Regions from separate parts of the Mus musculus genome. Here regions 1, 2, 4 and 5 are each linked to region 3. The links are chromatin loops, found by intact Hi-C in ENCODE. Cell type or tissue: left cerebral cortex. All regions are shown on one strand.

Region 1 (5,000 bases), 180 kb before region 3:
AGCAAAGAGGGAAGAAGTAAAGGATGTTGTGTTAAATGAAAAGAGCCAGACACAGAAGGAAAAGGATCAAATGTCCTCTCTTTTGTGGAGATTAAGAAAGTGTTGACCTAAATATGAGTTAAGATGCTGTGCTGACTAGTTGTTTGTCAGCTTGAAATGCTCTAGGATCATTTAGGAGGAGGGAATGTCAACTGAGAAATTGCCTTCATCAGACTGGCCTTAAGATAAGCCTATGGGCCATTTTCTTGATTTATGGTGGTTATGGGCACATTCTGTGTAGTGTCATGCAAAGGCAGGTGGTCCCGGGTTGTATTTGAGAGCAATCTGAGCAAGTCTTGGGAAGAAAGCCAGAAAGCAGTGTTCCTTCATGGTTTCTGCTTCAGATGCTGCCACTAAGCTCCTCTGAGTTCCTACCCTGAATTCCCTCAATGACTGACTGTGAGCTGGACATGTAAGCTGTACAAATCCTTTCCTTCTCAGGTTGCTTCTGGTCATGGTGCTTACCATAGCAATAGAAAGCAAATTAATAGAGATAATGATTAATAGAGGCTGAAGGGGATGGGGCAGGGGATAAAAGAAGTCTGGATCTAATTAATTAATTAATATGTACAATTTACATGGTATGCTAATAAACTTATAAAATAAGGAAGTAACTCTCTTTGAGTGCATGCCTTGCACATGCTTGGGCTGTAGAACTCTGCAGAACACCCATCTGTCCTCTTTACACTGGCCTTCACTGTAGTGCTTTTGTCTGGGCAGGTTCAGTGTCCATTGGAGTTTAGATTTGTACCGGTGGGGTTCAGTCTCTGATGGATTTAACTGAGTTGGAGTGAAGGAGAATAAGTTGTGACTTTGGAGTGATGCCATGGGGGTGCTACTCCAAGTTACTCCAGTGAGAGAGTGTCAGGAAGTCACATAAATTTAGCAACAAAGAAATCCTGACATGCACTAGGCAGTATTCTAAGTTAAGAGTTTTAGAAGAAGGACTTCTGTATCCCAGACTGAACTCAACTTGCTATGTAGCTGAGGATGGTCTTGAACTCTTGATCTTCCTGCTTCCACTTCTGTTGACTTTTTATGACAGTGTTGGGAGACCAGATTATTGCAATTTTCCCAGGCTTGTCATTTGTGCTAAACCCTGAGTAGAAATTTTGGAGATGCTGTCTTAGATGGGAAGGGAATGGGGCAATGAGCAAAGGGCAAGGGGCAATGGGCAAGGGGCAAGAGGCAATGGGTCTTTCATCACTAGGTGCACAAAACCATGACACTTTTAAGTGAGCCTCAGCTAGGTTATCTGGGAGATATGGCTACCAAAAAAGATGACATAGTTAGTATTGTAGTGACCATCAGTTATGCTTGGAGTTTCATGTTTACTTCTGGAGAGGTCTTGGTCTGTGTCAACACACGAGCCATGCACTATCCCTGGGTATTTAAATTTTATACTGTTGAAAGTAAAGTTGGAATGCACTTCTCTGTGTTGTGGAAATGACACCAGCAGTACAGTTTCTGCCACACAGACAGGAGAACCTGAGTCCAGATCCAAAGAACCTGTAAAAAAAAACAGGTGTGAAGGCGAATGATTGTAAAGCCAGCCTTCAAGTGAGGGCTGGAAGGATAGGCAGATGTCTGAAGGTCATTGGCCAGACACCATAGCACAATCAGTGACTTTCAGTGAGGTACTCCATTTAAAAAAGTAATGGTGGGGAGCAATGGATAAAAGACACCAGAACTCCACCTTGGATCTCCACACATATGCACAAAAATGTGCATGTACACTACATGTGAACACACTACAAAGATACAACACCATATATAATCATAAAATACACACACACACACACACACACACACACCACACACACACACACACACACACACACACACACACACACACACGAGGAAATAGTGTTCCTCTGACACCAGCTATGCTTGAGTGTTTGAGGGTTGCCTCTAGTCCCCAAACAGAGGGCTTCCAGTGCCAATCCTCCTTTCTCTCCTGACCCCTGGACACAACTCCATACAGTGAGCATGCAGAGCAGTGACTAAGCTAAAAGCCACGGGAGGGAGCTATGGTTGAAAGGCAAGTGCTCTTCTCCGATGGCTCAGGGACTTTCTTGGATTTCTCAAGCATGACTTTGGAGAGCTCAGCTTGGACTAACTGAAGGGATGTGAAGAGTGGGCCTTGGCTCTCGAGAGCCAATGTTTCTGCCAGACTGTTTAAAAAGCAGAGTGTCTATCTCCAGGAATTGTGAATTTTCATTCCCTCAAGATGTTCAAACAGATTCCAATTCCCGTGGAGGCTGTGGAGTAGGCTCCTGCTTGGATAGATGCAGTGAGAGCTCACATGAAGAGTTTGGAGTTTAGAACAAGATACATTAGCTTCAAATTCCAGTTCCAGCACCTTTTAAGTACATAAATTTGCTTGACTCCAACCCTTCCAGCATCTCCTCCATAAGCAATTGTCTCATGATACTGTGCTAGGTACTAGAGCAGATAAAAACACCTGACCTCCATCAGTGTACATCAGCTTCCTGTGTTTCCAGCAGCATCACATGACCAGTTCACTCCCCAAACAAGTCCCACACACTCTAAAATCTATCCACCCCACCCAAAAAAGGGAAATGTAAGGAGGCAAGAGCCGCCTTCTCATAGAAAGAAACATTAGTGGTCTGTGGATTGTTTTCTAGGCTATAATTCTTTTTTTTTTCCTTCAGTTTTTAAAATCTATTTGGAACATTGAACATGATAGAAGTAGAAAGAAAATCTCTTATGAAGTCCTCTATGAAAAGAAATTGGGACAAATTCCTGATTAGATGGAAACCGTTCCATCTCCAAAGGAGAATACACACCCTAACTGTGGGCTTTGTAGAATGAATTGGGTAGTGTTCCTTCTGGTTCTGTTTTGTGGAATACTTTGAGGAGTATTGGTATTAGGTCTTCCTTGAAGGTCTGAGAGAATTGCACTAAACCCATCTGGTCCTGGGCTTTTTTTGGTTGGGAGACTTTAAATGATCACTTTTATTTCTTTAGGGGTTATAGAACTGTTTAGATGGTTTATCTGATGGTATTTGATATCTGTCTAGAAAGTTTTCCATTTCATCCAGATTTTCCAGTTTTGTTGAGTATAGGGTTTTGTGGTAGGATCTGCTGATTTTTTGAATTTCCTCAGTTTATGTTGTTATATCTCCCTTCTGATTTCTGATTTTGTTAATTTGGATACTGTCTCTGTGCCCTCTGGTTAGTCTGGCTAAGGGTTTATCAATCTTGTTGATTTTCTCAAAGAACCAGCTCCTGGTTTGGTTGATTCTTTGTATAGTTCTTTTTGTTTCTACTTGGTTGATTCAGCCTTGAGTTTGATTATTTCCTGACCTCTACTCCTCTTGGGTGTATTTGATTCTTTCTGTTCTTGAGCTTTCAGGTGTGCTGTTAAGCTGGTAGTGTATGCTCTCTCCAGTTTCTTTGTGGAGGCACTCAGAGCTATGAGTTTTCCTTTAGCACTGCTTTCATTGTGTCTCATACGTTTGGGTATGTTGTGCCTTCATTTTCATTAAATTCTAAAAAGCCTTTCATTTCTTTCTTTATTTCCTCCTTGACCAAGTTATTGAGTAGGGTGCTATTCAGCTTCCATGTATATGTGGGCTTTCTGTTGTTTTTGTTGCTATTGAAGACCAGCCTTATTTTGTGGTGATCTGATAAGATGCATGGAATTATTTCAATCTTGTTGTATTTGTTGGGGCCTGTTTTGTGAGAGATTTATATGGTCAATTTTGGATAAGGTACTATGAGGTGCTGAGAAGAAGGTATCTGGTTTTAGGATGAAATGTTCTATAGATACCTGTTAAATACATTTGGTACATAACTTCTGTTAGTTTCAGTATGTCTCTGTTAGTTGGCATTTCTATGATCTGTCCATTAATGAGAGTGGGGTGTTGAAGTCTCCCACTATAATTGTGAGAGGTGCAATGTGTACTTTGAGCTGTAGTAGAGTTGCTTTTATGAATGTGGGTACTCTTGCATTTGGAGCATAAAACTTCAGAATTGAGAGTTCTTCTTGGTATATTTTTCCTTTGATGAGTCTGAAATGTCCTTCCTTATCCTTTTTGATAACTTTTGTTTGAAAGTTGATTTTATTCTGACTACTCCCATTCTTGGAACCATTTCCTTGGAAAATTGTTTTCCAGCCCTTTACTCTGAAGTGGTGTCTGTCTTTAACACTGGGGTGCATTTCCTGTATGCAGCAAAATGCTGGATCCTGTTTATGTATCCAGTCTGTTAGTCTATGTCTTTTTATTGAGGCCATTGATGTTAAGAGATATTAAGGAGTAGTGATTGTTGCTACCTGTTATTTTTGATGTTATTTTTATGTTTGTGTGGCCATATTCTTTTGGGTTTGTTTAAAGACTACTTTCTTGCTTTTTCTAGGGTGTAGTTTCCCTCCTTGTGTTAATGTTTTCCATCTATTATCCTTTTTAGGGCTGGATTTGTGGAGATATATTGTTTAAATCTGGTTTTGTCATGGAATATCTTGTTTTCTCCATCTATGGTAATTGAGAGTTTTGCTGGGTATAGTAGTCTGGGCTGGCATTCATGTTCTCTTAGGGTCTGTATGACATTTGCCCAGGATCTTCTAGCTTTCACAGTCTCTGGTGAGAAGTCTGATGTAATTCTGATAGGTCTGCCTTTATATGTTACTTGACCTTTTTCCTTTACTGCTTTTAATGTTCTTTCTTTGTTTAATGCATTTGGTGTTTTGATTATTATGTGATGAGAGGAATTTCTTTTCTGGTCCAGTCTACTTGGAGTTCTGTAGGCTTCTTGTATGTTCATGGGAATCTAATCTTTAGATTAGAGAAGTTTTCTTCTATAATTTTGTTGAAGATATTTACAGGTCCTTTAAGTTGGGAATCTTTGCTCTCCTTTATACATTTTATCCTTAGGTTTGATCTTCTCACCATATCTTAGATTTACTGGGTGCTTTGGGTTAGGAGCTTTTTGCTTTT
Region 2 (5,000 bases), 59 kb before region 3:
TCACTGAGAAGGAAACTGGTGTGAGAGGGAATCTAGAGAGAGAGAGGTCTGCCAGATGGAAACTGGAGAGCCCTGGAAGAGCTGGAAAGCATCCTTTGAGAAACAGAGAGAGTGGCATTTCTGATGATTTTGGGAGTAGAAGAGGTGGTTAGATGGGAGGGAGGGACTTCTGGAAGCATCCTTTGCCTTGCTGATCCAGTGATAACAACATAGCATCTTCAGTCTCAGCCTCTAGGGGCAGCACACCAGCAGCCTGTGCTTCATGTCTAGTCAGATAAGCAATGGCCTTTCTGCTATGAGCATGGCTGTGTTCACCCACAGTTCACACAGAGACTCCTGGCCTGCCTTAGAGATGTCACCTGCCCAGGTCACATCGTTTTTGTACATATGGGCCCCAGTCCATCTGACATCTGTTCTAGTACAAAGAAGGATTCATTCAGATTCACAGCTAGACAAAGCATGGCAGCGCTTTGTGCAGATGGAGACGAGCTCTATAACTTTCTCTCTGATTTCTCCACTCCAACCTACTTTTACCAGAGCAAATTTAACATGGCCCCAATGTAAGTATGAAAAATATGTATACAAATGGAAGTTAATCCTAAATGTATTAGCTTTAAAAAATTCTTTAGAATGTAATTTTTAACTTTGTGTGCTATACTAGTTAATGTTCTGGTTGCTGTGACAAAAACAACTGGATGAAAGAGAGTTTATTTGGGTTCATGATTCAAAGATACAGTCCATCATGGTGGGAAGGCGAGGAGGTAGGGGTGTGGGGCAGCTGCTCACATCACATCCTTAGGCAGGAGGCAGGGGTGTGAAGCAGCTGCTCACATCACATCCTGAGGCAGGAGGTAGGGGTGTGGGGCAGCTGCTCACATCACATCCTGAGGCAGGAGACAGAAGGATGCATTCTTAACTTCTACTCACTCTTTTTTTTTTAATTTAATTGTATTCCACAGCCCATGGGATGGTGATGCACATCTTCAGGGTAGTTATTCTTCCTCAGTTAAGTCTCTCTGGAAACGCCTTCATAGACACACCCAAGTGTCTGTTGACCCATTGCACATACTAATGAGATGTGCTTCTTTTAACAACAACAAAAAAAAAAAATACAACCTGGCTAAAAACTTGATGCTTCAGGACATAGGGCATTTTCGACACTTCTTAGAGTTAATCGATATTTTGATTGTATAATCATTAATGCTCAAAACACTGCTTTGAGTAAGTACACAGTACAAAATGGCAGAGATAAGTTTAGGGCTATTTTAGAAATGGTTGGAAAGTCTATCCTAATCCCAAACCAAAACTTCTTTTAGTGTTTTTATATGAAACTCAAGTCAGCAAATGAAACAGCAGTTTTTACAATCAACACACCACCACAAGATAACTAAATGAGGTGCTGTGTCTGGAGCTGCATACTGAGGGAGATGGTGGTGAATGCTGAAAGTTGTTGCTTTCTGGAAGTAAACCTCTGCTTCTAGAAGAGTGGAAAACCATGTGTAGGCACTAAAAGGCCTGCAGCTCAGAACACAGTCTCTTAACTCCAAGAGCATTCCCAAGGAGAGATGGTGTACACAGCATGGGTGCATGTTGTGTGCTCAGAATCAAGGCTGAAGTGATGCCATGTCTGCAGCACTGAGAAATGCTTCTAGAAAGAGCTTGGTTTCACTGCATGCTTGATTCTCCACTAACTTTTGTTTGTGAAGCAGAAACCTGTCTGTGTTACCCAGTTTTTCATGAATCTCTTTTTAGTTATATTACAACTGGGATAGCAATGCACACTTTAGGAAGCTTCGGTTTAGATAATGCATCTGCTATAAACCAAGAGGTTCCAAATGACCTTCACTGACTGCCAACAGCAGAAAGAGGCCTGGGACCATCCTCCCTGGTCTCAGAAGGAACCAGCCCTGATGTCACCTTTAGACTTCTAGTCCCTGGACTATGAGGAGAGTTTCCTGCTGAGGTCATCCTCTGGTGAGGTGTGCTACAGTGGTGAGGAAACCATACATTAGAGAAGCATCCAGCAATGCAAAGCAGAACATTTCCTATACAATAGGCATCGTGGCCAGGAATGCATAGAGAAAGGAAAGAGGTAGGTCTGACATACTGTGGAAATTTTTCTTGGAAGAATGAAGATGGCTTCTCAGGATATGGGAGGTTGAACTAGGAAGAAAGAAGAGAGAATGGGGTTGTTTCTAAACCCTTCACTGTCCAGTCAGCCCTTCACAGTGGGGTGACAGAGTGTAGGGGTACCCAATTAGAAGCTGAAAAGACTGCCACACCCATGGTCCTTTTCATGGTAGACTTCAACATAGACAGCAGCAGAAAGAAGGTGACAGGTGGGGAGCCAGACTGTTTGGTGGTGTGGCTCTGTGACTTTGCCATGGCCAGATGGAACAGCCTGGTTTGACAACCTGTGTGTGGCATGTGATGTTGGGAATCAGGGAGTGTTCCTGTTTCCATGACAATGAGATGCTGTGCCTCTGTACTAAGAGTTCCACAGAAAGATATAGGAATAATCAGTGACCTTTAGCATATCTCTATTTTTAGTTTCCTAGACACTTGTCCCCAAAGCTGCATTTCTCTTCCTGGATCACGAAGCCCAGATGGTTCTCAGTGCGTTTGCTTGAGGCATCTATTTCTGGATCTCCAGCCACACCATTAGCTGGGGACTTTGTCTGTAATCCCTTACCTGGGCACACCCTGGATTCACATCCTATCCTCTACCCCCAGACAGACTGTCTGGAGATCTAGCCTGTTGGAAAGGGACAGCAGGGGTCTGGGTCATTCTTTTCATTTAATAGGTGATAAAGTTACAAGAGACAGGTAATAGGGTCATTCACAATGACTGATCTACGCATAGAGATGCCAGTAATGTGGGATCACACATCACCTAGGGCTTCTAATTCCTAATCTATCTCTTATGTGCGAAATGGGAAGTTTGAGCTCCCCAGAGTCTTGACTGGTAATCCAGACATGCCTAGGCTGTAGTTCTGTCTCCCCAAGGCCTCAGGTGAGCTGGCCTCACAATGACCCACAGGAAGACAGTGTGACCTGCTCTTACAGGCCCAGGGCCCAGTTCCCCAAGGCTGATTCCCAAGACCCTTTTAGAAACAGGCCGGCCTCAGTGCTGCCCTTTACCTTTCTGAAAACCTCTGCCGTGGGGGCAAGAAGGTCAGCCACTAGTGGGTCCTACACATTGGGCTTCTGATGTCCTGGAAAATGCTCTAGATTTGATTTGTATGCCATAGAACTCAGGCATCTGAAGTATTCAATTCAGAGTTTAAAAGTAGACTCACGTGGTGCACCAACCATTACCACAATCAATTCTAGGACTTACACAAGAAAGAGGTTGGGGCAGTAAGTGGTCACTCTCCTGCCCCTGTCCCAGAAGCTGGCCATCACCCATCTTCCTCTATGAATTTGGTGACTACTGGGCATTGCAGAGGTGGACCCATTCAAAGGGTCCCTCTCTTGCTTGCTGTCTTCAAGAAACATTCTGTTTCTACAGTATGAATGAGAATATTTTCCCCTTTATTGTCAAGTTAGCATACATTCAGAGAATACCTTTCCACATAGGCTACCTACCTGCTCCTCTGTATCTTGGACAGTCATTCACTCTCTGTGCTGAGTGAAATGTCACCTTTCAGTTCTCTTCAGCTGGAACTACAGGCAGTGGGTGTGGGCTCCCCTGACACCCACGTTGTCAGGTTCAGTTCGATTGTCAGGGTAGTTCAGTTTCAAGGATTCCTGGGTTCCTTTTTAGTATTTTCCTGCAATCACAAAAAACTCAGTGGCCTAATAGATGTGCAGGCTACTAGGAACATAAGAAAAATAATAATGGAGCGCCCAGCCAAGTTTGCTTGCTCAGTGCCTATGAGTTCTCTCCTAGATCCCTCTTCTTCCAAACCCACGAGCTCTGGAATCTCTCTTCCTGTGGAGCTTAAAATGACAAAAGAGGATTTTAAAATATCACTGCTGAGGGGGGTGGGTGTCAGTATAAAGCTTGGCATGAATCAAATCCAAGGCCGCTGACAGCCTTTCAGATGGTGTGCAGCAGGCAGAGTGCAAGAGCTTTCTTCTTTTCTGCCTGCCACCTTTAAGCCTGCCCTACAAGTGGCTGTCTCTGACTCCAGGCCTGAGAATTGTTCAGAACACCTAGAGGGCTTTCTTTGTGTCTGGTTAGCGTGGCTGTACAGGTCAGCACAAGGAAAGCGGTGGGGGAGTGAGCAGTGACAGGAGAAGCAGACTCTGAGATACAGGTCGTTCATTTTAACCCAAAGCGCTCATTTCACCCAGGACAGGATTAAAAGGACTCAAGGCACCCATGGAGTCCACCAGACTGAGTTAATGGGCACAGCCTCAGCCAGGTGCCTGCTTTCATGAGCTCACCCTGTTTATTGTCTAGCCTCCTGCCATGTTCTGGTCTGAGCCCCTCAACCCCAACATTCTTGTCATCAAACTCTCCTCTTCCCCCTTTCTCTTCTGCTTCTTTTCCCTTTCTTCCCTTCCCCCTCTCCTCTCCTCTCCTCTCCTCTCCTCTCCTCTCCTCTACTCTCCCATTCCCTTCTTCCCCTCTGTTTTCTCTCCTTGCTTCTTCTCTCCTTAAGATGACATCAATGTCATCCTAGCCCAGTCAATCATTCTAAAATCTGTTTTTCTCCTGAATATTCAGGCACTCTGTCCTTATTTAAAAAAAAATCATTATAGGGTATGGAAACAGTACCTCGTTGTGCACTAAATTGCGGGTGGGGAGGGGGAGGTTGGGAGCATGGAAGAGTCTCATCTAGAACGGCCCAGCCTATAGGTCCACATGGCATCAGAGGCATGTTTTCAGGCAATAGGAGAGCAGAAGGGGATGTCTGATTTCCAGCCTGCCTGACTCTCATATGTGAGAAGATCTAGAACACTCTACACTGACTTTCCCTCATCAGAAGGAAAGCTCTGGATCCCACGAGGACTTTGCAGGTGTCTGCGGCATCTTCCTGTTCCCTGAGAGA
Region 3 (5,000 bases):
CCTACAAGGGGGTTGTGATTAATTGAAAAATATCAGCAACATATAGCCCATTTCATCTTGCTGTAGCAAAAACACTCCTGGGATCTACCCCACTAATAGGTTTTTAACTGTGTGGCATGGCATTGTGGACTCCAGGCTCAGTGCTATACCGCAGATATTAGAATGTATTCATCTTGCAAAAGTGAGTCATTATGTCTGCTCATTAGCAAGCCCCTCGCCCCTCTCCTCAAGCACTGTGGGTTTCTCTGAGAATATTTTTGAGAACTCCCAGGGATGTAAGATTTACCCTGAATTTGCATAGCTTCACCTGCAGTGTCTCATAAGGCAGAAATCCCTGCTTTTTCACCCATAAGACAGTCAAGGTCAAGTGTACAACGAATCTGGTATCTGGGGAACCAGCACCAGAGAGAAACCCACAGAGTTCTACCACCACCAATTCTCACTTTTCCACATAATGACTCCTGAGAACTGATCTGATGGATGAGGGAATTGAGGAACCTGGGGGCATGGCCTGTCCAGCAGCAGAAAATTCCGTTGAGATGTTGTCTATCATCTTTCAAATGTCAGCAGATTGTATATGATGACCGTCTTCAACTTAGATGCACCAGACTCTCTTGAGCTCTTCACTGAGAAGTGGGAAGAGCCTGAAGGAGTTTCCTATATGCCCATGGTGCGGAACTCAGCACCCCTGGGGATCACTTCCCATTGGACTGTGGTCCCTAAGGACAATGGCTAGCTCTCTGCTATGCTGTTGTTCTTGTCTGTGGATAGCAGCTCACAGCCTCAGAGGGGACCAATGAATTCTTCCTGAGATAATACAGATGGTATGACTCAGGACTTAACCTGTTCCAGACAGCTTAGGTTAAAGAGGAAACTCTAGTTGACAGGCTGTGTTGAGACTGCAGTTTGAGGCAGGGGCTGCTGATTTTGTTGATTGACTAAGATCCTAAGGGGTTGAGGTGTTTCCAGGGTGCAGGCCAAGATGGTCCACTTCATGATACTCTTTCCAGAGGCTTCATCTGTCTTGCTGCTGAGCTCTAAGGATAAGTGTGCCACGGTGACGTCCAGAACCAGGGATGCAACTAGGGTGTGGCAGGGACCCTCCACACTCACAGAGGCCAGTGGTTATACGACTAGAGTCTCGCCTTAGAGGTTTGGCACCAGCCTTTCAGCAACACTGAATCACTTAGAATCTAAGCATCTTGGTTAACAGGGCTCTGATGTTGAATAACATAGGTGTTTATACATTTTCTTAAGTCATAGCCAGCACTGGAAGGTAGCTAACTCAATGCAAACAAACCAAAGCAGACTTCTCAGTGGCAAGCCACGGTGTTTTCTCTTGTCCTTTTGGCCAAAGCAGTATAAGTAAGCCATTGGGTGCCCTGTAAAAACATATTGGAATCAGAACCAAACACTCAGAGCAGCAAAGTCTGGGCTGTGGGAGAGCAGGCAGACCTCTGCTAGAATTTGAGTTTGCCTGTCAATTGATCAATTGTTGGTCTTGTAAAATGACTGGGCTCTGGACTTCCAGAAGGGGCTGGATTCCAGGACAGTGTCTCTGCAACTCCTGCTTAGTGGAATCTTAACTACAAAATCAGATCAATGCTACCCAGGCCCCAGGACACAATTCCTAATGTAATTAGTGGCTATTAGTGACATTATCAGGTAGCCAAGTTCTTTCCAGTAAATGGCTACCTGTAACCAGGGCTGTGAGACTGGAAAGAGAAGCAGACATGAGGGGCTGAGGAGATGTTCACAGAGGAAGAACACAAAGCAGAGCCGTGGCTGAGGGGAAGGCCTCTGGCATTGCCTAACTTGAAGGCTCTCTGCTGGGTCAGGATTCATCCCCACCTGAAACCCCTTGGTTAACCCTGCTTTCCTAAGAGTTTCGGTGCAGCATTCATCCAGCTATGTCTAGTAGAAGCAGGAAGCAAGAGTTCAGGTTGGTAGAAGCCCCTACTAGGTCCAACATGGAGGCCTAGGCCTTAGGAATTTCTGGGGCACTGTATGCTGTCTGGCTTTCTCTTGAGGGTCAGATGCAGCAGGGAGCCTGTGACCTCTAAGGGCACCACACAGGTTGCACTCTTCTTCATTCCGGTTGATTTTCAGTTGATATAGATTTATCCACTCTAAAGGCGAAACCGAAGTTTTCTGACTTGTAAAGAAAGACCAAGGCAAACCAGAAGGGAGGTCTGTCTCTCTAATCACCCCTAACCACCTGCATTTTGTAGCCAGGGATAGTGGAAAAGACTGCATCCTTCTTGATCCCCCTGACCAGGTGGGAGCCATAGGACTAGTACTGCTGCAGGCAACTAGCTCAGCAATGGGGGCGCCCGGTGACCTGGATTCATGAAGGTTTCCTGGTGGATACAGTGACAAGGCTGCTGGTGCTTCGGCGAGCTTGTAGCGTCCACAGGCCTCAACCCTTCCGCGGCCCCCGCCCCAGCCCCAGCCAGGCAGAGCACAGCCGGAGCATGCGCCTTTGCGCGGCAGCGGACAGGAGGCGGTGGGGAAGCAGCACGCATCACTCGGGCCCCTGCCTGCACTCAGCCGCCAGTTGCCGGTTGCTAAGCAGTTATTGTTTCTGTGGCGATTGCAGAGGCTGTGGCTAATTGGAGAAGCCCCACTGAGCATCAGCGTCTTCTTCTGCCGAGCCTGTCTTTGCTCTTTGCATTTAAAGAGCAAACTAGGCTGCTCTACCCAGCTCCCTCCCCCCACCGCCCCCCAAAAACCTGGTGATTTTGGAAGTATGGACTAGAATCGCTTTCCTCCTCACCCTACCATTCTGATCCTGGTGCCTCCAAAGTCTCAGTCAAACCCCTTCTGTCTCTGGGGTGGCGAGTGCCCGGACAGACCATGACCACAGCCAAGGAGCCCAGCGCCTCAGGAAAATCTGTACAGCAGCAGGATCAGGTAAGGCTGCTGGTGTGTGTGTGTGTGTGAGTGTGTGTGTGTGTGTGTGTGTGTGTGTGTGTGTCAGAGAGAGAGGGGAGGGAGGGAGGGAAGAAGAGAGAGAGGGAGAGAGAGAGAGGAGAGAGAGAGAGAAAGAGAGAGAGAGACTATTCAGTGTCTGTTTGTAGCTCTAACCCCCAGGGTGGTGTGTTGGGTTAGGCCACCCTGCCCCACCCCCTCTATTTTAAAGGCTACCCAGGCTTTATCAATAACTGAGAAGGAAGGTGGACTTGCCCAAGCAGCTGTGGACAAAGGCCTCTCTCTCTCTTTGGAGCTGCCTCATTTAACCCGTGTTAGTTGTGAATATTCCCAACTACTTTGTAATTGGGGAGAAAGGACATCGCAAACATACATAGATCAGGCTGACTGAGACCCTGCAAAGGGACTTCTTCACTGTGTCTCTAAGACAGATCAGAAGCAAGCATGCCCGGTAAAGGATCTCCCTTCCAGTGCCTACTTTCCCTGCCCTCTTCCCCAGAGTGTCTGTGGAGGCAGGGACAGGCTGTGTTCCTGAGGGCAAAGAGAGCACACTACCCAGAATAATGAGGATGTGCAAGGAGGCAGGTGAGCCTGACTGAGGGTGGCAGATCTCACAGGGCAATGAGGATGCTTGGAGTCAGTCCTACAGGAAGAAGAGCTGTCCCTGCCCCAAGAGACTTCCCTCTGGCTTGCTTGGAGAATGGATGTCTGAGTATGGTGGGTGTTGTAGCTCTCTTACTGGAGGGTCTGAAGGTTGTCTGTGCCATGGTGCTCTCTTCAACTCAGGAGTTCTCTAAGCAGACCCCGGGAGGCTCTACTGGTTGGCTGGTGCTGGCTGGTGCTGGCTCAGTTAATTCACAGCGAATGCGGTTTCCCTTTTGGGTCTAGGTTGTTCTTAGGTCACTTATGCCAGCATTCAGGCAAAGAAAGGAAGCCCTTCTAGAACTCATAGAGAGCCTTTGGGGACACTGTCATAAACTATTTGGAGACAACTTTGAATCTGTTTATTGAGACTCTTTGTGGGTCATCTCCCTCAAACTTAGGGAGATTTTCTATGTTTTTTTGTTTGTTTGTTGTTTTCTAAGGAGATCATATTATCTCATCATGTGGAAATCTCACATACATTTTTGTTACTCTTGTGGAGGAGATTCTGCAAAACTAGACATCTAAAAAGTCTTATTCAGTGTATTTGGGCAAGGGTTATAACAGGTCCACAGCAGGCAAAGCAAGCTCTCCTCCTCCTCGTAAAGATCCTATGCAATGTCTGCTCCATAAAAACGCATTTCTACCTCAGATTAGCATCTCATAACCCAGTCTCCTCTCATTGTCGTGCTAGCTATGGCATCAACGCTTGTAAGGCTTTTCTGGGCAGAGGTCATGAGTCTGAGACTGCTTTCTGACATTCTCAATTTTAAGCAGGGATCAGGTGCCCAGGGTACAGCCTACTTATGCAAAAGAACTTTCCTTCAGTCTGTATGACTTTCTCCTTCTTTACCGGATCTTAGCATGCACAGGAATGTCAGTGGTTGGAGAGCGTCATGCATGGTGCACAAGCACTTGGTGTGATTTTTGAACCTTTAGCCTCCCGTTCTTGAATCAGCTGACTTTGTGGATATAGGTGTCAGCTGGGGTACAAAGGCAGTCTCAACTCTGGAGGCCACTTTTCCTTGAGTTGCAACTAGTAGGGCCTTTCTTTCATTTCCTAGCAGCGTGTTGGTGACTCTAAGAATGTCCCAGAGCTGAGCCCATCAAGTCGATAGAGTGGTCTAGGAGTGATGAGAGAAAGGCAAAACTGGTGGACACCAAAGTCTCACATTTAAAAATTAGGGATGGATTCACATACATGCTCTCATGCAACACATGTGCTTTAAAAGTGTGTTGACAATAATCTTAACTGGCCTAACACACACACATACACACACACACACACACACACACACACACACACACACACACATGCACACAAAGAGCAGTAAATAAGACAAAATGTGCCTTATTCCTTCATTATATGCAATTTTCTCTAAGTTCCATGTAGCAGAGTACGGTGGCTCATACCTGTGGTCACAGCA
Region 4 (5,000 bases), 150 kb after region 3:
TGATCCACACAATTGGTTTGGCTTAAGGCTAAAATATTCAAAGAGACTAGCAGAAACCAGACCTCAGTGAGGTCATCAGATATTGGACTCCATGTATAGGATGCTCCTCTGGGCATTGGGGCTCTGATGGTCTCTGATGGTCTCTAGGTGGTCCAACTTGCCTGCTGCTTTCTTTGGGCGATGAGGGTAGACAGTTGGTAAGAGCTATGTTGGGGTTTGGGTGTGAAACTTTCCCACTGGCAAGTGTTTGAACATTTGGTCTCTAGCTGTTTTTTGAAAGTGGTGAATCTTGCTGGTGGTGGAAGCGTGTCACTGAGAGCTAGCCTTGGGGTTTGCTAGCTCAATTCCACTTCCTGCCCACACTCTGCTTCTTGACTGTGGGTATAATGTGACCAGCTGCCTCAGCTCTTGCCTTCACGCCTTTCCCAACCATGGTGGTTGTAACTCCTCCAACTGTGAGCCAAGTAAACCCTTGCTCTCCTAGGATGCTTCTTATCAAGGATTTGGTCACAGTCAAGAAAAAAGCAGCAAATACAAGCTAGGGAAGAACATGTTGCCACAGACTGTTGTTCCCTAGTGGTTCTCTGAGGCGATCTCTGGGCAAATAAAATGTCTTAGGCAAGGCTTCAGGTAGGAATCTAAGACATACACATAAACAGCAGGTGGAGAAAAGAGACAGGAGAGCAGGTTTTCACTGGAGCTGTGCTTGCAGGCTTGGCTAATAAGCATTTGAAATCTACCTGCTGCAAGAGGGCAAATCCCCTCTCCATGGGCCTGATCATAGGAAGCCCAGGCCAGAACACATGCTCATAGTAGACACTTTACAAGGCATAGTCTCAGATTTTCAGACAAGATTCTCACAGGTATATATCTTCAATTTTAATGAGCTACCTATGATCCGTTAAGGATTTCAATCTCTCTCCCCCTCTCTCTCTCTGGAATAAACATTAGCAAACTTAATTTATTCTAGCAAAAATATAAACAAAAATGGGTCTCTAAAAAGCATTCCCTATAATCCTTTTTCTCAGACTCCAAGCTAGCAAATTTTCTGCCTAAAAGGGATAAATTAATTTTGGAAAAGTAAGATGAAGAAGCAATGAACAGGAAAGTTATAAAGATTCACTTATTGTGACTAACTTGACCCAAAGGGGTATCGGGAGCCCAGGGGTTTTGCTAACTGAGAACTGGCGTGTGGTGGCGGGTCCTGTGATTTGTAGCAACTTTCCCTGGAGGCAGCTTTAGCAGTACTGTCCCCTGAAGGCCAAGGAAGTTGTGCATGTGGGCACAGAGCCAGCAGAAAATGCAAGCTCCTGTATGCCCGTCTAAGGACAGGATCCTCTATTCCACTGTAAGCTTCACTATTTGAAGAGGCAAAGAGCCTGCTCAGACCTGGCCCATCACACATGCCTTGAGTGGATCTGAAGGGACTCAAAGCCCACTTCTTACCACTCACAAAGAAGCTCTGAGAGATTGGTAGAAGCTGTCCTTAATGTGGCTTTGAAGGACTGAGTGGCAAAGAAATTGCTGCACAATCATAGAGACCTGAGCTGGGTTCCCTGGTACCCACATAAAAGCTGATCATGCTGGAATATGTCCAAAACCCTATTGCTGGGAAGGTAGAGACAGAACACTTGCTGGCCAGCCAGTCTGGCCATACTAGTGAGCTCAAGGAACAAAACCAAGGTAGAAAAGAACGCTTGACTGTGACCGTGACCTTTGACCTCTACAGGTATTTACACACATACATGCAGATCCACATGCTCACATGTATGGGATGACTGCACATATGACATATATGAATGGAAACACACAGAACAGGTATTACTTTGAAATGAAAAGAATGAGCATCTGGGGGTGGGGAGTTGTGGTTCAGCTTCTGGTAGGTGCAAAGAACACAGTTAAAAATGTTAATCTCCCTGGAATTTTGTACTAGAAATTACAAAATAGAATCTAGTCTCCTAGTTTGATATTCGTTAAAGGGCAGTTTGTCCCCCATTGATTTTTAAGCCTTATGTCTCAATTCTTTTCTACAGAAAAGCTTCTCACTAAGATTCACATAGAGAGGGGTTAGAGAGATGGCTTAACAGTTAAGCGCACAGCTGCTCTTCTCAAGGACCTGGGTTCGACTCCTACCTCACATCTATCATGACTCCTGTCCTAGGAAAGCAGACTCCCTCCTGATGTGCCGGTGTCCGTGGGGAAGACGGGGTTTTAGACCCAATGTGCTTCACTTAAGAACAAATAATAAAATATCATTTTGGCTGAATTTTATCTGCTTCCCAAGTCCCCTTGTTCAGTCTCTCAGTACCCTTTTAGGCCCAGAGCATTTTATGAACTAATGCCCTCTAGTGGCTAAGGATGCACTTAGCAAGGGCAACATTTTAGTCTGGCTGGAGAATTGACTGTAAGGTCAGCACTTAAAAGCTCTATGGCCTCACTGAAGATGTTTGTGTTGTATGTGTTGGGCAAATAGTCATGAAGAGAGATACTATCCAGCTTGTCAACGGGGCATGTAATTTCTTGATCACTGGCTTATTAATTCACTTATTAATATATAACGTTGCCCTGGGTATAAGTTTAGCTGCCTGTCATTTATAATAATGTTAATGATGTGACATACTATCATTTGCACAAGAACTCTGCCTTCTGCCAAAGCTGAAGGCTCTGATAATTATCTTTTGAGATGCAGTTAGGTGTGATGGAGGAGTGCAGGAAAGGTTAAGTCAGGTGACCCACAGACAGGACCTAATTTTGCAGGGAAAAAAAAAATCACACTTGTCTCACTTTTTTTTTTTTTTTTTTTTTGTCCCACAGATCATTACAGCCCCAAAGCTCAGGATCATATTTCTCAAAATGTGAATTAAACAATCCCTCTCAAATTAGCCCTCCTTAACTAAAAATAAGGAATCAGGTGGGTTTGATAGTTTAAAGGACAGAAGGAGAGTGAATGGACAGAAGGCTTCCCCCTACTCTGCTCACGTTGCTGTGGAACCCATTAAAATGAGATCATTTGCAGCTTGAAGTTTGCTGTTTTAAATCCTCCATATGTGTTGCAGAGCCCACAGGTTGGTCCGTGCAGTCAAAGTGAGAGAATGCAAAAGCAAGTTCTTTATGTGGTTAAAAACAGGCATTGAGAACAGTCCCAGATTGCCATCAGAGAACTAGGACTGTCAGGCATGGCACTCGTCACTATGTCAGTGCAAGCTGACTCTCGTGCTCACATCGCCATCTGCCCTGACATGGACGCCCAGGGCTGGAAGGCACTCTCACTACCTTCACGGTCCTCTCACTCAGTCTTTGCAGGATAGATCTGTGACCTCCCATACAAGTAAATGTTTCTTTTTAGAATTGATGTATATCACAGAAAAGCCATGGAGAGCACAGCGCTCCCTTATGCCAGCGCCCAGCTTCTCTGATGTTGCCTTCTGCATCAGCATGATGCACTTACCACAGTTAACAAATGGGACTAACTAAAATGTAATCTTTTTTCACATTTCCTTAACCTTTAGCTATTATGTTCCAACACACACACACACACACACACACAGACACAGACACACACAGACACACACACACACACACACACACACACACACACACAGACACAGACACACACAGACACACAGACACACACACACACACACAGACACAGACACACACAGACACACACACACACACACACACACACACACACACACAGACACAGACACACACAGACACACACACACACACACACACACACAGACACAGACACACACAGACACACACACACACACACACACACACACACAGACACAGACACACACAGACACACACACACACACACACACACACACACACACACACACACACACAGGAATCCCATCCACAGTATCCAGATGCCTTTAATCCCCATGTCTCCCTAAGGTCTTCTTTCTGTGATATCTTCTCAGACATTCTTAATATTATATATTATCCAGGTTGATTGCCTCTCTTAAACCCCCATTGCATTGTTGAAATAAGTCTCACTTAGCTATGGTATATAATTGTCTTTAGGTTCTTGGGCTTGGTGTATTGTTATGGAAGCATTGTGGCTACATTCCTAAGCAGATAACTGTCTGCAGTTTTCCTTTGATCTGGTATTTCTTGCTGGAACAGGCTTTATAAAATATTCTTAGTTTGTACTTGGAAGTATGTTAGTTTATTTGAAGGCTTAGCTGGCTGGCTACACCACTGTTGGTTGATAGTCTTCCCATAGTGTTCTGGGTCCCATCCCACTGCCCTAGGAACACCACAGCTAATGATTCAGAATCTGCTGCTAACCCTATTGACACTTCAGTAAACAAGATGGGTCACCTTCCCCTCACTGCCAACAGAATTCACACTTTGTCTTTTGACAGTTTGCTCACAAGATTTCTAGGTGTCTTGGTTTGGGTTTCATTGCTGCAAAGAATTGGTTTTTCCTTTTTAAGGTATTTTTTAGTAAGGTCTTATTACTTCAGCTATTGCCACCACTTCAGTAATTCCTGTGTTAAACAATTGTCACTGGTTATTTCCAAGGACTTCCCCAAGGAAAAGGCCATTTGCAGTGAGCCTGGGCTGAGTCAGCTCACAGAACAATCATACTCCAAGCTTAGGTTGGAGTCAAATCACTGCAGACAACCAGCTAGAGGGCATCTGAGGAGCCCCACGCATGCTCCCTTTCCCCCTCCAGCAGCTTGTAGGCTACCATCTTCATAGCCCCACTGCTGTAAGGATGCACTGCTGTAAGGATGCAAGCCTTCTAAGGAGTTAGAAGAAGCAGATGGAAAAAAAAAAAAACAGCTTAAAATGCCCAATGCTCTCCCATGACTGAAGATAGGTCTCTCTTTCTCTCTCTCTCTCTCTCTCTCTCTCTCTCTCCTCTGTGTGTGTGTGTGTGTGTGTGTGTGTGTGTGTGTGTGTGTGTGTGTGAATGTTCCTCAGATTGTTATACAAAGATCACTGTACGATTGCTGAGGTTTTGGAAAGTCACCTTGACA
Region 5 (5,000 bases), 190 kb before region 3:
CTGAGGAGTTAGCATGCAACTGGAAAACACAAGGTGAAGACACAGCAGAAGGAAAGGAGACATGCTTCCGAGTCCTCAGTGCTCTCCTGGCAGGGGTGGGGTCACATAGAAGTGAAGATGCCACTAAATGTCTCATGACTGATGCATAGAAAGAACACCCCTGACCACTAGATGTCTGTGAGGACTTAGGAAGTCAGGTCAGTGGGTACTGCCCTTAAGGCTATTAATAAAAAGTTATTCTATAAAAATTGTGAGATAGAAATAAAGTTTCATCTTCCTGGTAGTTACACAGTGCAGGTATACACACAGACATGCACACACACATATTACACACACCACACATATACAACCATACCACACACACACACACTCACTCACTCACTCACTCACTCACACACACCCACACACACCATACACACATATACACACACCACACACACACACATATACCCCCCACACACATACACATATACCCATGCATCCAAACAAATGCACACACACACATATACACACACTCTCTCTCTCTCACACACACACACACAACGTGCACACATATACACACACCACACACACATACACATATACTCATGCATCCAGACAAATGCACACATACACACCTCTCCTTTTAAGAAATAGGAAAAAAGCAAAAAACAAAAACAAAAACAAAAAAAAAACCAAACAAACCAACAAACCAAAACCCAGGCAATGTTGAAGATTCGGCTCTCCCAGCAGTTTCAGGTGACCATCCCTGCTGTGGACAGTGAGCAGCAGGACTTTGGGGCTGGAGGATGTGTGCACACACATAGGTGTTGTAAGTCAGAGCCCAGGATCCACAGTGCAAGCTACTTCCAAAGTAAGAAGTTCTTGCCACCTGCTCCGTTTTCTTCTTTACAACTCGAAACAAGAACAGGGTTGCTTCTCAGAAGCAGTTGTGATGTAGCTATCATGTTATAAAATTCCTGTTTACTCACTGGAGAAGTTCTGAAAATGTTAGGCTGTATTCTGGGACAGCAGCGTTACATACTGATATCCAGGTGCTTCCATACGGTAGTCACACACTTGGATTTCCACCCAGCTTCTGCAAATATGTCTCCAGGGGACTTCCTTCCTCACTGGCATAGGTAATCAATGTGCTTATCCAAAAGGCTAAAAGGCAATAGACAAACCCAGTGTCATCAATAAAATCCCTTTTGAAAAAAGGCATACTTCAGGGCTGAAGAGATGGCTCAGCAGTTAGGAGCACCGACTGCACTTTCAGAGTCCTAAGTTCAGTTCCCAGCAACCACAATGATGGTGCCGCACAATGGCATCTGATTGCATCTTCTGATGTTCATGAACACACACACACACACACACACACACACACACACACACACACACACAAAGTAATAAATAAAATAAATCTTTTAAAAAGGTGGGCATTCCCCCCTTGAGCCCTTAGTTAAAACAGTATACAAAACTTCCCAGCACATGGTTTTTGTTGCATCTTTTTGTTAATTGAAGGCATGGGAGATTGCAGACTACATTCACATAATTTCTATCAGGTAAGTTATCCATGGGGAGGCTTAACATGGATGAATGAATCATGTTTTAAAAGGGAAGTATATTATTAAGTCACTCATTCATTGAGCCCTCCTTTCTGTGTTATGGAACTTGGGATGCCCAAGTGTCACATGCACACACACTTGTATTGCCTGACAAGAACCAGAGTATAGGACAAGACTCACATATGTATGTCATTGTATTAGATGGCTTTACCCTGGAAGGCTGAACAAACATCTCACACAGGGCTTACCTCAGCTTTCAGTGATAAACAGGGCACTTGTATTGGTTGCATCATTTTAAAGATGGGGACGCTGGGAGTGAAAGCTAAGGAAGTGCCCTGCCACTGATTTGATTTGCCTGCCTACTGGCTGCACTTCTGACCCTTCTATCTGAGAAAGGAAAAAGAGAGACCAAAGGTCTCTTGGCCTTCTGTCTGCTGACCACTGCGACCCCTGGCCTTTCTTTGTCCCCCAATGATTTTATTTTATTTACATGTGGATGCACGCAGAAGCCAGAAGAGGGTATTTGATCCCAGGAGCTGGAGTTACAGGTGGTTTGAACCATCTATTGTGGATGCTGGACACTAAACTCAGGTCCTCTGAAAGAGCATCGAGTGCTCCTAATTTCTGAGTCCTTTAGCCCTGTGGAGTTTTCCTTCGTTCTCCAGCTGTAGCTGTTCAGTCTTTACCAACTGAGATCTGCCCAGATTCACTTTATGGAAATGTGCGAACCTAGAATAAGTTGCAAGGAATTACACGATGAGCCCATGGCACCCACTGCCTGCTGGGTGGTGAGCAAGATGGGCAGGCCATTCCCACCATCATCTAATTTCCTCCCTGTGGAAACGTTCTTCTGTGCTTCCTTGGATCTGGTGGTACACCTGTGTTATACTGAGCATGCTCATAAGCTCAGCTCTCGCATCTCTTCAAGCAAGTAGCAAGGAAGAGGGTCCTCCCTTGTCAATCAAAACCAGATTACTAGGAAACAGGGAAGGTTTCTTCCCTTTTCTCCAACTCAACTTTTTCTGAGCATGGGAAGAGTCAAGTTGACAAAATTAGTCTAAAATCCCAATCATTAAAAACAGCATTCTTAAACAAACAAAGCATTATGCACCCCCTTGACAGCTTCCATTTGTCTGCCTGATCTGGCTGGCGTGGGAAGAGCAGGAGTGTGTGATTTGTGAGTCTTGCCAGCAGAGGGCAGAGTTTACTGCTGAGACCCTGGTTTTTAGGGTTGTGCAGAATCGCAGCAAGACTGGGACAAGCAGAAGCTCGTCGAAAAACAACTCCTGTGTCAGCGGAGATGTTCATCACACTGGGGAGAAGCTGCAGCAGCCCCCCTTTACACAGCAAGGCATCCCTGTCTGGCCCTATCTGATTCTGTCCATAACCTCCGGGGTCTCTATGGAACTCTTCTGCAGCTGCTCAATGGTATCTGATTACATCACCACAAACAGACTTTGTGCAGAGGCCTGTGATCCTGCCCACGTTCATAGCATGCCCTGAGCCGTGTTGCTCCCATAGGGGACCCTCACAAGTGACACCCAGCACTCTTTTCCTGAATGGTGAAAGGGCTCTGGGCATCTCCCAGCCTTAGGACATCCATGCATGGCTGAATTGGGTTGTTACTTTGGAGTTACTCTAGCAGTAGGGTTTGCAGTGGTCTTCAAGCGGATGATTCTCCCCCAGCATGAGGGATCTTCATCTACAAGTGTAGGATTTGTCTTTGGGTATGGGTAAGGTTTTCTAAACACTGGTGAGTCCGCTGTGAATCTAATAGTAGGAGCCTGTGCTATATACAGCACAGGTGCAAGCGTCCTGAGGTGCTTGTCTGAGCACCACAAGGCAAGGAGCTGCAGTGCCTGGCCTTCATATTCATGGTCTGATCAGAGTCCCCTGTAGCTATCCTGATCTGCAACAGCTGAAATGGGGCTGCCTGCTTGCACAGGGCAACCACGGGGTCAAGTACAGTGGTGTTTTGCATGATTTTTACTGTGTGGGGTGTGCACTGTTGCATGTTTTAATTATGTAGCTAGGGTAAGGCTAGAAATGTAACAGACCAAGACTGAGCAAGGCAATGGAGAACAAATGGCTTCTGCCAATAGGGCATCAATCACAAGGTGAGGCCCTGGTAACTTTTTACATTATTGTTTTAATTTTTATTTCATATGCATGAATGTTTTGCCTGCATGTCTGATACCCGTGAAAGCCAGAAGAGGGCATCAGATCCCCTGGAACTGGAGTTACAAACTATTGTGAGCTTCCTTCCATGTGAGTGTGGAACTTGAACCTGGGTTCTTGAGAAAAGCATCCAGTGTTCTTGACTGCTGAGCCATCTCTCCAGTCCTGTGGCCTTGGTAATTGTGATCTGTACTCTGCACTGGGTGAAGAAAGAGTACTCAGCCTAATGAATGGACAGACAGACATACAGCTTACATAGCTCCTACTACAGTATGATTTTAACGATTTCCAAGTATAGACTCCTGTAGCTGTCATTCCTGTCTGTGAGGTGATATTTATAGCACCTATCTCAAGCTTCAGGGAACATAGGGAAAGACAGGCTAGGTCTCTGAAAATGCCAACTTGTACCTGGAAATTAGCATAAGACTGAAGAGTTTTCACAAATCAGTGGGAACAGCATTTATCCACCTGTGTGAAGAGCAGAAAATCAGCTTCCTTTATCTGACTCTAGGAACTAAAGACTAATGTTTTTAAATTATCAGGAGGAAATAGAAACTATTTCTGTAGAATAAGGCTATGACAGAACACCCTAATTATGACACAAAATGTTCACAACAGACAGGAAAAATGGATTACTTTTTTGCCTGGCAGAAGACAGATGAGAAATCTCTAAATTTTAGGAAGCCCTTGTTCTGAAGGCCCAAATCTTATGGCCTTTGATCTGGTGCCCTTGGTATCCAGAGTTTCTGTGTCCTGGATCTGATGGCCCTGAATTTGGTGGCCTTTGTGTCTAGTGGCCTTGAATCTGGTGGCTCTGGTATTTAGAAGCCCTGATATCTATTGGTGCTGGGTCCTAAGGTTCTAGACCTGGTGGCCCTGATGTCTGCTGTCCCCTCTGTGGCTGGCAGTGCCAGACAGCTGGTTTTATTCCAGCCAACCTGCAGGGGCTAAGGATACCTGGAGCCTCACAGGGCAGGCTCTTCACTCCTCCAAATGGCCAGCATCCCTGAGTCCTGCCCTAAATGCCAGCAGAGCCTCTCCCTGTGACCTTTGGAAAATTCTCCCCTCTTTAAAATACTTCTGAGGAGGAGGTGGGAGATACAATTGAGAGATGTAGCGATTAGACCCTTCCTCCCCAAAGTCCCACTGCAGAGGCACCTCCCTGGTTCAGGCTTTGGGCAGTGGATGCTTTCACTTTGCTTACTTCAGGCATCAGACATTCAACCATGACTGTGCCCTGAGCAGGTCCTGTGTATCACTTCTGCATACCTTAGC

The links. A loop is a pair of places that touch in the nucleus more often than their neighbours do. Peaks named below come from ENCODE experiments on the same cell type or tissue, not always from the same donor. Only the 100,000 strongest peaks of a DNase experiment are listed, where the experiment ranks them.
Region 1: a loop joins it to region 3, with 2.7 times the contacts of the local background. A loop is called at or near these places in 5 of 42 quality-filtered maps.
Region 2: a loop joins it to region 3, with 4 times the contacts of the local background. A loop is called at or near these places in 3 of 42 quality-filtered maps.
Region 4: it touches region 3 in a loop (2.6-fold over the local background); 5 of 42 quality-filtered maps call a loop at or near these places.
Region 5: it touches region 3 in a loop (2.4-fold over the local background); 5 of 42 quality-filtered maps call a loop at or near these places.

What each region holds. Positions count from the first base shown.
Region 1 is chr5:27,081,748-27,086,747 of GRCm38, forward strand. All of the region lies in intron 1 of Dpp6 (dipeptidylpeptidase 6), which reads left to right. Among named protein-coding and RNA genes, the nearest start is that of Dpp6, 35 kb to the left of the region's middle. In left cerebral cortex, a CTCF peak has its summit at 2,105 (motif pointing right); a DNase peak (open chromatin) is centred at 2,215.
Region 2 is chr5:27,200,944-27,205,943 of GRCm38, forward strand. The region is part of intron 1 of Dpp6 (dipeptidylpeptidase 6); the gene reads left to right. Among named protein-coding and RNA genes, the nearest start is that of Dpp6, 150 kb to the left of the region's middle. In left cerebral cortex, a CTCF peak has its summit at 229; DNase peaks (open chromatin) are centred at 2,453 and 3,970; H3K27ac peaks cover 234 bases.
Region 3 is chr5:27,259,449-27,264,448 of GRCm38, forward strand. All of the region lies in intron 1 of Dpp6 (dipeptidylpeptidase 6), which reads left to right. Among named protein-coding and RNA genes, the nearest start is that of Dpp6, 210 kb to the left of the region's middle. In left cerebral cortex, a CTCF peak has its summit at 2,488; DNase peaks (open chromatin) are centred at 2,528, 3,422 and 4,330; H3K4me3 peaks cover 2,768 bases; H3K27ac peaks cover 2,134 bases.
Region 4 is chr5:27,414,427-27,419,426 of GRCm38, forward strand. All of the region lies in intron 3 of Dpp6 (dipeptidylpeptidase 6), which reads left to right. Among named protein-coding and RNA genes, the nearest start is that of Gm52769, 83 kb to the right of the region's middle. In left cerebral cortex, a CTCF peak has its summit at 2,347 (motif pointing left); DNase peaks (open chromatin) are centred at 311, 1,654, 2,325, 3,159 and 1 more place.
Region 5 is chr5:27,072,467-27,077,466 of GRCm38, forward strand. All of the region lies in intron 1 of Dpp6 (dipeptidylpeptidase 6), which reads left to right. Among named protein-coding and RNA genes, the nearest start is that of Dpp6, 26 kb to the left of the region's middle. In left cerebral cortex, CTCF peaks have their summits at 2,737 (motif pointing right) and 3,746 (motif pointing right); DNase peaks (open chromatin) are centred at 2,746 and 3,762.